3 separate regions of the Homo sapiens genome follow, and regions 1 and 3 are each linked to region 2. Evidence: chromatin contacts called from ENCODE Hi-C data. All regions are on one chromosome and are shown on one strand. Each heading gives the region's core, a stretch centred on a gene start or an enhancer-like site at or near the end of the contact. The rest is flanking DNA. Distances are from core to core; before and after follow the strand shown.

Region 1 (3,411 bases), core at 641-3,140, 5.3 Mb after region 2:
AACACTCCACATTCAAATGTATGCAATTTAGAACTACTATTTCCACTAATTTCTTCAATTTAAAATATCAATAACAATTTTTAAACTCTGCAATTTGCAAGACTTTAATTTTAATTTCTCAATACTCAGGATTTATTTTTTGGTCAAAGTTCTGTAACATTTCCTCTGGTCACTGTTTAACCTTTCTGAAGCAATGAGAAAGGATTCTACTTGGAGTCCTAAGATGTATTTGAGTACCACACAGGGCCTATGTCCTTCCATCCTGAGAAGCATAAACTTGTTTTTGCCACTAAAGAATAGAGACCATTGTCCAATAACAAAAGTTATAAATATGACTCAAAATGAACCTGTGACAAAGATTTATTAAACTCACAATGGAACAAGCTGAATGGCTTAGTGTGCTCAAAAGCATTTCAGGAACTGAGCATAAACACTGAAGAAAGGATGGTAAGTTTGATAGGTTAGACAGAAAAATGGTTAATATTGGCCGGGCGCGGTGGCTGACGCCTGTGATCCCAGTACTTTGGGAGGCCGAGGCAGGCGGATCACAAAATCAGGAGTTCCGGACCAGCCTGGCCAATATGGTGAAACCCCGTCTCTACTAAACTTACAAAAATTAGCTGAGCGTGGTGGCGGGCACCTGTAGTCCCAGCAACTCGGGAGGCTGAGGCAGGAGAATTGCTTTAACCCGAGAGGCAGAGGTTGCAGTGAGCCGAGATCGTGCCACTGCACTCCAGCCTGGGCGACAGAGCAAGACTCTGTCTCAAAAAAAAGAAAAGAAAAATGGCTAATATCCTACAAGGCACTAAAACTACAACCTTTAGGAGTACTGTATTTTTTTCTCTCCCACTCAGAAATAATTTGCATCTCCATTAATGAAAAAGATGTTAACTACAAAGCCTAGGCCCTAATCAATATCATCATGCCAAACAAAATATAGTCCCCTAGACATCTAAATCATCTTCAGGTGGGCCTGTTAGGCTCCATTTTGACTCTGAAAAAAACATGCTGTCCTTTTGCCTTATTTCCAATACTTTTGTAATTTTTACCGCCACTAAAAGTTTCTATAAATCAGTCAACTATTCCTTTATCATTCTCCGGTCCTCCCCGCCAATTCTTGATTTTATAGGTTTTTTGGGAGGTTTAAAAAAAAAAGAAAGACCTGTTGGCTCTAAATATCAAGTTATTCCTCCTGATACTTAATCTGAAACTTCAAATTAAGTTGGACTCAGCCACTGGAAGCCCCAGTAATTTAATACTGTTTCAACCAAAGATTTGCTATCAGTATGTGGATTTTAAACACAAAGTAGTTACTACCCACTTCGAGGGTGCTTTGGGTACTGGGCCAGGTGTGCTGGTGACACCGTGTGCGCGACGGGGACCGGGTCCCCGAGGAGGGAGTGTCCTCGCCCTTCCCCGCTCGCGGCGGCCAGCACAGGCCTGCAGTTACCGGCGGGGACCCGCTTCCCCGGCCTTTTGTTCAGGACTGGGCTGTTTCCCGCCTACCCGCGCGTGCCCTTCCTCCCTGTCCTAGGAGTGGGGCAAGGACCGTGTGGGAAGCAGAGCCGGGAGGAGACAACCGGCAAGGGCTGTGGGGAATACTCACCCCTCTCCGCTCGGCCCCTGACCCCGCAGCCCAGCCCGGCGAGGGCGGGGCGACGGGGCCAGGGGGAGGAGAGCTGGGGAGAGGGACCCAGCGCCCTGCGAGGCCACTGCCGCGCCGGTGACCCTACGGAACTGAATGATGGGACTGCGGGGGCCTCGAGGGCGGAGGAAGAGCCGAGCCAGCGCGCCCCGAGGCCAACCAGAAGTGGCCGTGGCCTCCTTCAGTCAGGTCCGCGGCCTCCTTCAGTCAGGTCCGCCACGGCCGAGTCGGAGCGTGCGCACTGCGCCTTCCCGCGCCGTGGGGGCCGCCTAGCGCAGGCCGGTGACGTGATCGGCCGCGCGCTCTGGGCAGGGCGGGGCTGAGACCCAGGCCGGGACTGGGAGCGGGTGGAGAGGAGGGAAGCGAGACCTCCCCGCCGCCCGCGACCACCCCCGCCAAGGCCCCGCCCCTCGCCTGGCGGGCAGCTCTCCCCCGCCAACCCCCACCTCCAACCCAACGCAGGCGGTGCCCTCCGCGGAGCACAAAGGCGGCTCGTTGACGGGGGAGCGGGTTACTAGCATCCCCCTAAGAGGTTGGGGAACCATGCCAGCATGCTTACGCTACAAAAAGTCCTGTAAACACCACAATTAAGCACAAGCACGGCTACCCCTTGAAAACTTACGGATGGAGGGAGAAGTTAGGAATTCGAATATTGACAATAGTACCATCTGTGGCACATATCCCAGAGGAGAAAAAAAAAAAACTAGCAGCAAAATTAAATTGGGGCGAAACGATGGGGATAAAGACTAGAAAAAATGTAGGAGTAACAGGGGTAATCGAACTGAAATAGCAGACATCTGAAAGAAAACTAGCATCTGCTCCTTCTAACAACAGAGTTAAATTTGTTGGAAATGAAAGGAGAAAATGCAGGCGAAGAAGTGAAAGGAAAACCTGCCTTCAAACTACATGACATAGTTTTTTGATCTTGTACTACAGTTGTGTAAGATGTCACCATTGGAGGAAACTAGGTGATAGGTACACGGGACTCTAGGTGCTGTAGTATTTTTGCAATTTCCTGTGTCTATAATTATTTCCAAATAATAAGTGTTTTTAAAAGGAGAGAATACTGATCAGTGGCGACCAGGGCAAAGGGCTGGAGGAAGGGGGTGACTGAAAAGGAGCTTGAGAGCTTCTATACCGTGATTGTGTTGGTGACTAAACCACTGTTTGACAAAACCCATAAGAGGTATAAATTTTACTGCATGTGAAATAGTTTAAAACTCAAAATGATGCGACTAATAAAAATGAACTTACACTAACATTTTTTAGCAACTATGGATATAAATTAATTGGTAGCTGCCAATTTAGATTATCCATTTAATTTTTTTAAAAGCACAAGGCAGTGTGTTCTGAATGAGAGCTTAAGTAGACCAGGTGTCTCCATCAACTTTAAGTATTTACCTTAAAAACGTATTTCACAGATGAAAACAAGAATGCGGCTGGGCGCAGTGGCTCACGCCTGTAATCCCAGCACTTTGGGAGCCCGAGGTAGGAGGATCGCTTTAGCCCAGGAGTTCAAGACCAGCTATGGGCAAGGCAGTGAGACCTCATCTCTACAAAAATTTTTCAAAATAACAATAAATTTTTAAAAAAAGAATGCATTGCTTTACATTGTACTCCATATTTTAGAAACACAGTGCACCAACCACCATGTTAATTTAAAAAAAATTTTTTTTGCACTGGAGGTGTTTTAAAGTTTCATAATTCACATGCCAAAAACAAAGAAACTAAAAGAAATAACTCAGTTAACCTCCATGTACTTCCTC
Region 2 (3,727 bases), core at 1-2,500:
ATTCCTACCCAAGAAACCTGAAACTTCAAAAACTTTTCCTAACAAACCACAGATGAAAAGGACAAAGTATGATTTACCCCTTCATTTCCACTTCTTTTCTGGAGCCAGCTTCCCAAATTCCTGAACAGCAGTCTTAACTTACTGGTTAGTTGGAGGAGCGGTCAACGGTATGGCCACCTCTTCCTCCTCGTATTCTGGTCCATCCAGAGAGTCACCTTCGTCCACTGTCCCGAGGCCCGCCCCCAAAGGGGGCAGGTAAGGGGGAGGGGGCAGAGGGGGAAAACCGCCGCCTGGCCCGAGAGTCTCAGCAAGCAACGAAGTGGGCAGTTTGGTGAGAGCCATGTCTCCACTAGGTCCAGCAACAGCAGCACCGGCCACGCCAGCAGCAGCACCAGCTACGCCAGCAGCAGTACCTCCCCCTGTCAGTCCAGCTCCCCCCAGTGCCCCTGCCACAGACCCGGCTCCTAGGAACTCTGACCCCAAAGCGGCTCCGCCACCCAGAGTTCCAGCCACTCCGGTCTCCACCAGCCCAGGATAGGGGGCGGCTGCCACAGGCAGGGCCGCGGGTATCTTCACCCGACACACTGCGGGATAGGCACTGGAGCCCGCTGCCGCGCCGCCTCCTCCAGCTCCGGCTGTTACCGGGCCGCCCTCCTCACTGCCGGCCTCGGCCGCCATCATGTTGAAGCCCGCTCTACTCTGCCCTACCCTGCCCGCCCGGGAGCCCCAGGGGCCACCAGGCCCGGGCTCCGAGCAGCCCCACCCAGACGCGTCTCCCCTTCAGCTCCCCAGGCTGAGGAAACAACAACAAAAGGAGAGAGCCCGCCGCCGCGCCCCCTCCTAGGGCCACAGCCCAGGCTCCCCAGCTGCCTGGGTTACGGGAAGCCAAGTGGGCAAAAAACCCAACGCCTGCACAAACGCCACCCAAACCTCACCGCACACACCCACACTCACGCACACAAACACATGTACAGAAGCGAAAACTTCCTCGCTGCACTAAAGAGGAAAGGAAGCACAGGGAAAGAGGCTGAGGCTGCTACCGCTCCTTCAGCCGCCACCACCGCTTCTTCACCACCCCAGTTCCGGCCACCCACACCGCAGCCACCGCCGGTGCCGCTGCTGAGGCTGGGGCCACTGCAGCCGCTTCATCCTCCACCAGGCAGATGAGAGGGGTGGGGGGGCAAGAGAAAGGGGGGCGGGGTAACGAGGAAATCGACTGAACTGCTCACTACCTGGAGCTCTCAGTGAGTGAAACGGGAGAGAGAGAAAGGAAGGCGGGGCAGGGGAGGAGGGACGGAGGGAAGGAAGGGCGGAGAAGGGAGAGGGCAGCTTGTGCGCAGGCGCGTTCCCGGAGCGGGGGCGGGGGGCCGGGCCGGGAGGAAAAGGAAGAGTCCAGAGGGAAGGAAGCGGCGGGGACGCGCGGTGCGTGGTCGCGCTTGCTGTCCTCCTCCGGTTCCAAGCGTGTGGCGGCGCGGCCGCATCTCCTGTTGGCGTGGCCGGCGGCGCGCGCCTGTCTCCCGGGGCTTTGTTTGATGGGCGGGAGAAGAGGGAAGGGTACCTGAGCACGCGGGTGCTTGGCGCTGTTAAAGCCGGAGAGACCAGAGGGGGACCAGGAGGCGGTGGAGAGGAAGGAGGGGGAAAGGGAAAGGAAAATGCCCAGAAACTAGTTCCGTACTTCCTGACCAGTGGAAAAAACAGCCTTAACCAGCAGCGCAGAAACCGGGCAGGGGTCAGGTAGCTTTGAAGATCGGGGCAGTACTATTAATGTTTTCTTTTTCGTTGCATGCTATAAATCACTATGACTATCTCACACACACACAGTTAAAATAGATTCTGAAACTCCAAAACGAAATAAAGGGCACCATATGAGAAGGGTGAAGAATTTGAGTAGAAATAGTGGTTATGAAGTAAGATTTCTACCAGTATTTGCATACGTTTTTCTTTATCAACTGTCTCATATACTTACCTATGCCATTATAAGTCTGTTGGATACTGATGAAGAGGAGGAGGTGCCACAGAAAACACTAATCAATGCACTTTTGTCCTGGTTTGTGTGCAAAAGACTGCAGGACGTGATCCACAATGCAAGCACCTTCAACAAGTCAAATGTCAAGAATGTCCCAGAATGCTAGTTATAATTATATATCGTTTCAAAAGTAGCAATAAACTGAAAACTCATTTTTAATACAATTAAGGAGAAGGGTGTTATTTTGTCTTTTACACTAAAATGTATACAAACTATGCATTCATGTAGAGGGAGCTTCCCATGGTTTGAAATTAACAATATTGTTAAATTCTCCCAGGAGTGATCCCACATTAAATACCATTGGATATTGATCTTTGAGATCAATATTTTCTGTGCTAAGGATGATCAAACTAACACTCAGGATGGCAAGTGGCTGTGATAGAAACCCAGGAAAAAGAGAAAAGACCACTAAAAGACGTGACAAGATACAGGCAATGCATTGCCTTTGTAAGTTTGCACAGGCCTATTTACCTAGTCAATGACAACAATCCAACTTGATTAGGAGTAGTCCTGGGGCCTCCATTACGCATATCTCTTAGCAGTGTGCTACCTGGGAGAAGGAAGATGGACCAGTCACAGGAGCTAGAGTTCTCAAAGTGAATTCAGGCCGCAACATCCTAGGAATTCAGAAATGCCACCTCAGACCTTCTGAATCAGAAAATATGCAGCGATCCATTTTAACAAACCCTCCAAGTGATTGTTTGCACACTTAAGTTTGAGAACCACTATATTAATGTATAGTATACTAATCAAGAAGGAGGTATGCAATACCTAAAAACGGTTCTGAAAGAAATAATAAATGTCATTCATTAGGTGGGTAGGTAAAATAGGCGGGTTTTGAGTTGCCAAGCTCTGTGCTGTTCTAGAAATGAGAATGAAGTAGTTCCATAATACTTAATAATGAAGTACTACTTATGGTGGCCTCCCTGAGAACAGTTTTCTTTTAAACTTAGACCCTCAGTTAGACAAGACTATCAAAATACCTACTCTACTTACTGTCTGCTGTGTGAACACCAAGTGCAACAATCCCAACAAATCTTAATATAGCCTGTGCTTGAAAACCTCCAGTGTGTTAGCATCCCAATCCTCCAACATTCCTGTCCCAGTCACCACTGTCAGCCCTTGAATGCAGGACATTGAACTGGCAGGTTATCACCGGCTCTTGGTTATCACTGATTTCTAAATGTTCACACACCCTCTGTATGTTGCCTGGGAGTCCAGGTGAGGCTCACTACTCTTACTGCAGAATTACCTCCTCCTTTTTGACAATTCTTTAGCACTTGTAAAGGTCAATATTTAATGCAGTCTAACACCTATCAAATGCTCAATTAAATGTTTTCTAGACTTTTAGGTGTATGTACCTACAAAACTGTACTGCAAATACAACCTGTGGTCTATTCTACTGCCTAGCCCAGTCCTAGGCAACCTCAGTATGCTACTTTGAACAGATCTTCATCCTTTTAACAAATACCAAATTTGATCAGCTCCCATCTTTGGAAATCAATTTCTTAACCAGTAGGAAATAACTACTATGTCTATTTGTAAATCAGCCTTATACCAATATCTTACCTAGTTTTTGTTTAGCCTTAGAGTTAGCCCTGTTCTTTTCCTCCAAAGAAATTGCCACATATTTTTATGAGGTATTTTCAGATATTTAATATATTCCTATTATTGGATAGATCTAGGCTCTAATCTTTACTA
Region 3 (3,702 bases), core at 90-2,589, 5.5 Mb after region 2:
AATCATAGGTTTTTGAGAATGGACACAGGGGTCTATAGAATATAATAGGCATGATTGTTCTAGTGGGACAATGCATTCCAATATCTACAACCACATTTTTGGAACCTAGAAGGTCGTGAAGGGGAAAATTGTATATAAGACCCTTCCAGCTAAGAACTGTGCGACTGTCCAGAGAGCAGAGGCAGACAATCAAGCAGAAAGCATCTAGGACCATGGGTCAGAAGAGCTGGTATCTAGTCTCAACTTCACAACTGTTAGCTAGGTATTCCCAAGCAAGCTTCATCCATTTTTGTCCTCAGTTTTTTCATCTATTAAATGAGACAATTCATGATGATATTAAAATAAAAAATAAATAATATCACCTCAACATATGTCACAGGAATTTTAGGAAGATCAAAATAAATAATTATTTGAAAGGACTTTGAAAACAGTAAGGCTTTTGTGAGTGAGTACATCTAAAAGTACCATTATTATTATTATTATTCGGTACAGGGTCTCACTCTGTCCCCCAGGTTGGAGTGCAGTGCAGTGGTGTGATCTCGGCTCACTGCAACCTCCACCTTCCAGGTTCAAGAGATTCTCCTGTTTCAGCCTCCCAAGTAGCTGGGATTACAGGCACGCACTACCACAGCTGGCTAACTTTTTGTATTTTTAGTAGAGACAGAATTTCGCCATGTTGGCCAGGCTGGTCTCGAACTCCTGGCCTCAAGTCATCCTTCTGCCTCAGCCTCCCAAAGTCCTGGGATTACAGGCGTGAACCACCGAGCTGGGCCTATTTCTTAATTAACTTGGTTTTCTAATAGGAATAAAGATGCAAACCCACAGATAACGTTCAAACCCTACTTTTTTTTGCAAAATGCTTCGATCCAAATAATTTTCCCCAACATAAAGCACAATTAATAAACTAATTTCACTTTTTTTCTCCTTCTAGATCTTCACTGAGGTGGAGGAGCAGTGCAGTGGCCAAGAGAAAGATGGGATTGACAGAGGGAAATAAAAAGAACTCTGATATGTAATAGACTGGATAATCAGGATACAGTAGGCCATGGTCACATTTGAGCTCCAGGTGGTGTCTGATTGACTTGGAAACAGTACAATAGGGGCAAATTTTACCCTCACATTTCCTGGCAACTTTGGGTTCAAAGATATTAGCTGTTACTTGACATTCCCATTGGCAAAAATGAAGGGCATGCCTCTGTTGACAAAGCATGAAACGTCATCTGTTGTGTCTGTAATGCCATAAATGAGTCATTGATTCCACAGAAGAGCAAGAAAAAAGAGCAGGAAGGGCAGGAAATGTTAGTTACCATATTTCTCCATCATCCATGGCATGTGATGGGGCAGAACATGTCACCAGGCAACAGTAACATGGGGCTGTTTCTTGGCCTCTCAGCTCCAGTACTGGGATAATCTATTAAATCGTCTCACAACTTTCTGGGTATTCTTGAGCCCTATTCATCCTCTTTGGTTCAGAAACTGATTTAGAGAAGAGGGACTCTGAGTAATCTGTAAAGTATTGTTTATCTATAAGACTTTGGTATGCTAAGCCTGAATCAGCAATTAGGTTTAATGCCTTGCTATATTTGCTTGAAAATGAAACCTGTAGCAAAAGTGAATGTGCTATGCTGAAAGAGCATTTAAAAAATAATCTCAGCTGGGTGTGGTGGCTCATGCCTGTAATCGCAACACTTTGGGAGGTCAAGGCAGGAGGAATGCTTGAGGCTAGGAGTTTGAGACCAGCCTGGGCAACATAGTGAGACCCTATCTCTACAGAAAATACAAAAATTAGCCAGGCATGGTGGCACAAGTCTGTAATCCCAGCTACTCGGGAGGCTGAGGTGGGAGGATCACTTGAGCCCAGAAGGTCAAGGCTGCAGTGAGCCGTGTTTGCACCACTGCACTCCAATCTAGGCACCGGAGTGAGATCCTGTCTCAAAATAATAATAATAATAATAATAATAATTTAAAAATAATCATAATTGTTTGTTACTCTAGTGATACAAGCCATGGATGATAGTAGGAAAGTGAATTACACAGGCAAACATGGATAAGGGGGGTACTGCATTATAAGAATCACATGCATTTAGGATAAGGGGCTACTTGGAGAAGGGGAGTTTCTGTGTAAATAACACAAATAGAGAGATTTTCTTTAACTCATCTGGTTGCTTTTCCTTACTAGAACCTGTACTTTGAATATTCCTTTGTTTTTTTTTTTTACTTTTATCATTTGATGTAAAGACACTAACATTTTATGAAAAAGCATGGCTTACATGGGACTCTTTCCAAATAGTTTTATTTATATATTACCACTTTCATTTGTTATCTTTCTTTCTAAACAAAGAGTCTCAAAGCATATTACGACACCAAATTCATTAATCTGAACGTATGGTGAACCACTTGTTTGCCATTTCTTGAAAACAATTACTCTTGCTTTTACCTCCCCATAGTGATTCAGTGTTAAAAAATGGTAACAGAACCCAGTCCCCTTTATTCCCCTGCTTCAGGTCCAACTTTGATTACTTAGCACATGCCACCAATTCTAGGCATTAAATTGAATTTTTCAACAGTGAATCAATTAGCACACATTCTTTGTTGTGGTTGAGGAGGGGGTGTCAATAACAGAGAAACAAGATGGAGAAGAGTTGAGGGAAACAGGTTATTTTATCTTTCAAAGACAAAGTTCTGTGCGAGGAAGCTTCTTGGTGCTCATTAGGAACACAAACCTCCATACATGCATGAAGAATGGGAGCAAAAGGAATTTTAATCGCTTTTTCATGAAATCTGACCCAGAGTTGAACAAAGAGAATTCTAAATCTTTTGCATATGCCATTTTTTAGGGGCAGACATCAATCTTTTTCCCCCTTCTCTTGTGTTCCTTGAACAAAAAGAATTATTGAAACTGAACTTGTTCAGGTTTTTATAAATCAGGATGTCAACAAATACAAGCACTAGTCTAGTTACAACGAGAGACTGTAGTTTCTAGAATAAAGCTAACCTGTTTTTTTTTAAGCTCTACAAAGAACGCATTGTTTATTCTCATGTAGAAACGTCATGTAAAGCAGCTCTCTGTCAGGTATTCTATTTTTATTTAGTTGTTTCATAACTCAATTATAATGTTCCCCTTTACCTAATAATTAGGAGATATAGAGTAACAAGGCTGGAAACCTCTTCTTTTCTCCACTGTGTGTCAGTTACATTTCCAGATTGTTAATGGATAGCAGGTTATGCCTGTGTAGGTGAGTCCTCGTCCCTGCTGGCCTGGCAGCTTACCCCTGCACAGTAGCAAGGGTCAGCTCGTGGAGACGGGCCCGGCTAGAGGCCTAAGCAGGAACTTCCTGCCATCTGGAAGAGTCCGGGGCACAAGGAAAGATGTCAGCAATAGGTGCTCATATGACTCTTTAGCTCCCCTGGGAATACCAGTATTTCTCCTAGTTCCATGATTGGGAAAATTTAACACCCACTACCGGTAATTTGATGCACACGTTTCGGTGTCTGTATTTGGTGGCATTTCACTCTTACAGATACATGCCTAGGTTTTTGTGGCCACTTACTACCTTTTGAACACCCTTTCTGTGTTTCAGGAATCCCCCACAGCAGGAGTCCGGCCTTTCCAAAGTATGAACCCCAAACACATTTTCCCAGCTTCTCTTATAGCAAAGTTGCACCCTTAAATATATATACATATATTTACACACATGTGAC

Evidence for each region. A loop is a pair of places that touch in the nucleus more often than their neighbours do. Pooled maps may share reads with other maps.
Region 1: a loop to region 2 is called in a pooled map, with 10 times the contacts of the local background. The contact joins the promoter of ATG10 here to the promoter of RASA1 in region 2. A Hi-C loop is called at or near these places in 7 of 50 pooled maps.
Region 3: a loop to region 2 is called in a pooled map, with 1.8 times the contacts of the local background. The contact joins the enhancer-like site here to the promoter of RASA1 in region 2. A Hi-C loop is called at or near these places in 2 of 50 pooled maps.

Annotation. Positions count from the first base shown.
Region 1 is chr5:81,970,502-81,973,912 of GRCh38, reverse strand. ATG10 (autophagy related 10) reads right to left here and starts at 1,890. Exons shown (of 8, transcript NM_031482.5): 1 at 1,607-1,890. RefSeq lists silencers at 1,490-1,729, 1,900-2,229 and enhancers at 1,244-1,799, 1,800-2,357.
Region 2 is chr5:87,265,406-87,269,132 of GRCh38, reverse strand. It overlaps RASA1 (RAS p21 protein activator 1), which reads right to left and starts at 1,250. Exons shown (of 25, transcript NM_002890.3): 1 at 143-1,250. The coding sequence starts at 681. RefSeq lists enhancers at 479-528, 286-1,173, 1,227-1,521 and silencers at 709-888, 1,229-1,478.
Region 3 is chr5:81,766,893-81,770,594 of GRCh38, reverse strand. It overlaps LOC107986384 (a long non-coding RNA gene), which reads left to right. Exons shown (of 3, transcript XR_001742518.1): 3 at 932-1,433. Among named protein-coding and RNA genes, the nearest start is that of SSBP2, 18 kb to the right of the region's middle. Within about 2 kb of position 1,339, at least 4 of the 41 ENCODE cell types and tissues checked have a DNase peak (open chromatin) inside an H3K27ac peak, as active enhancers do.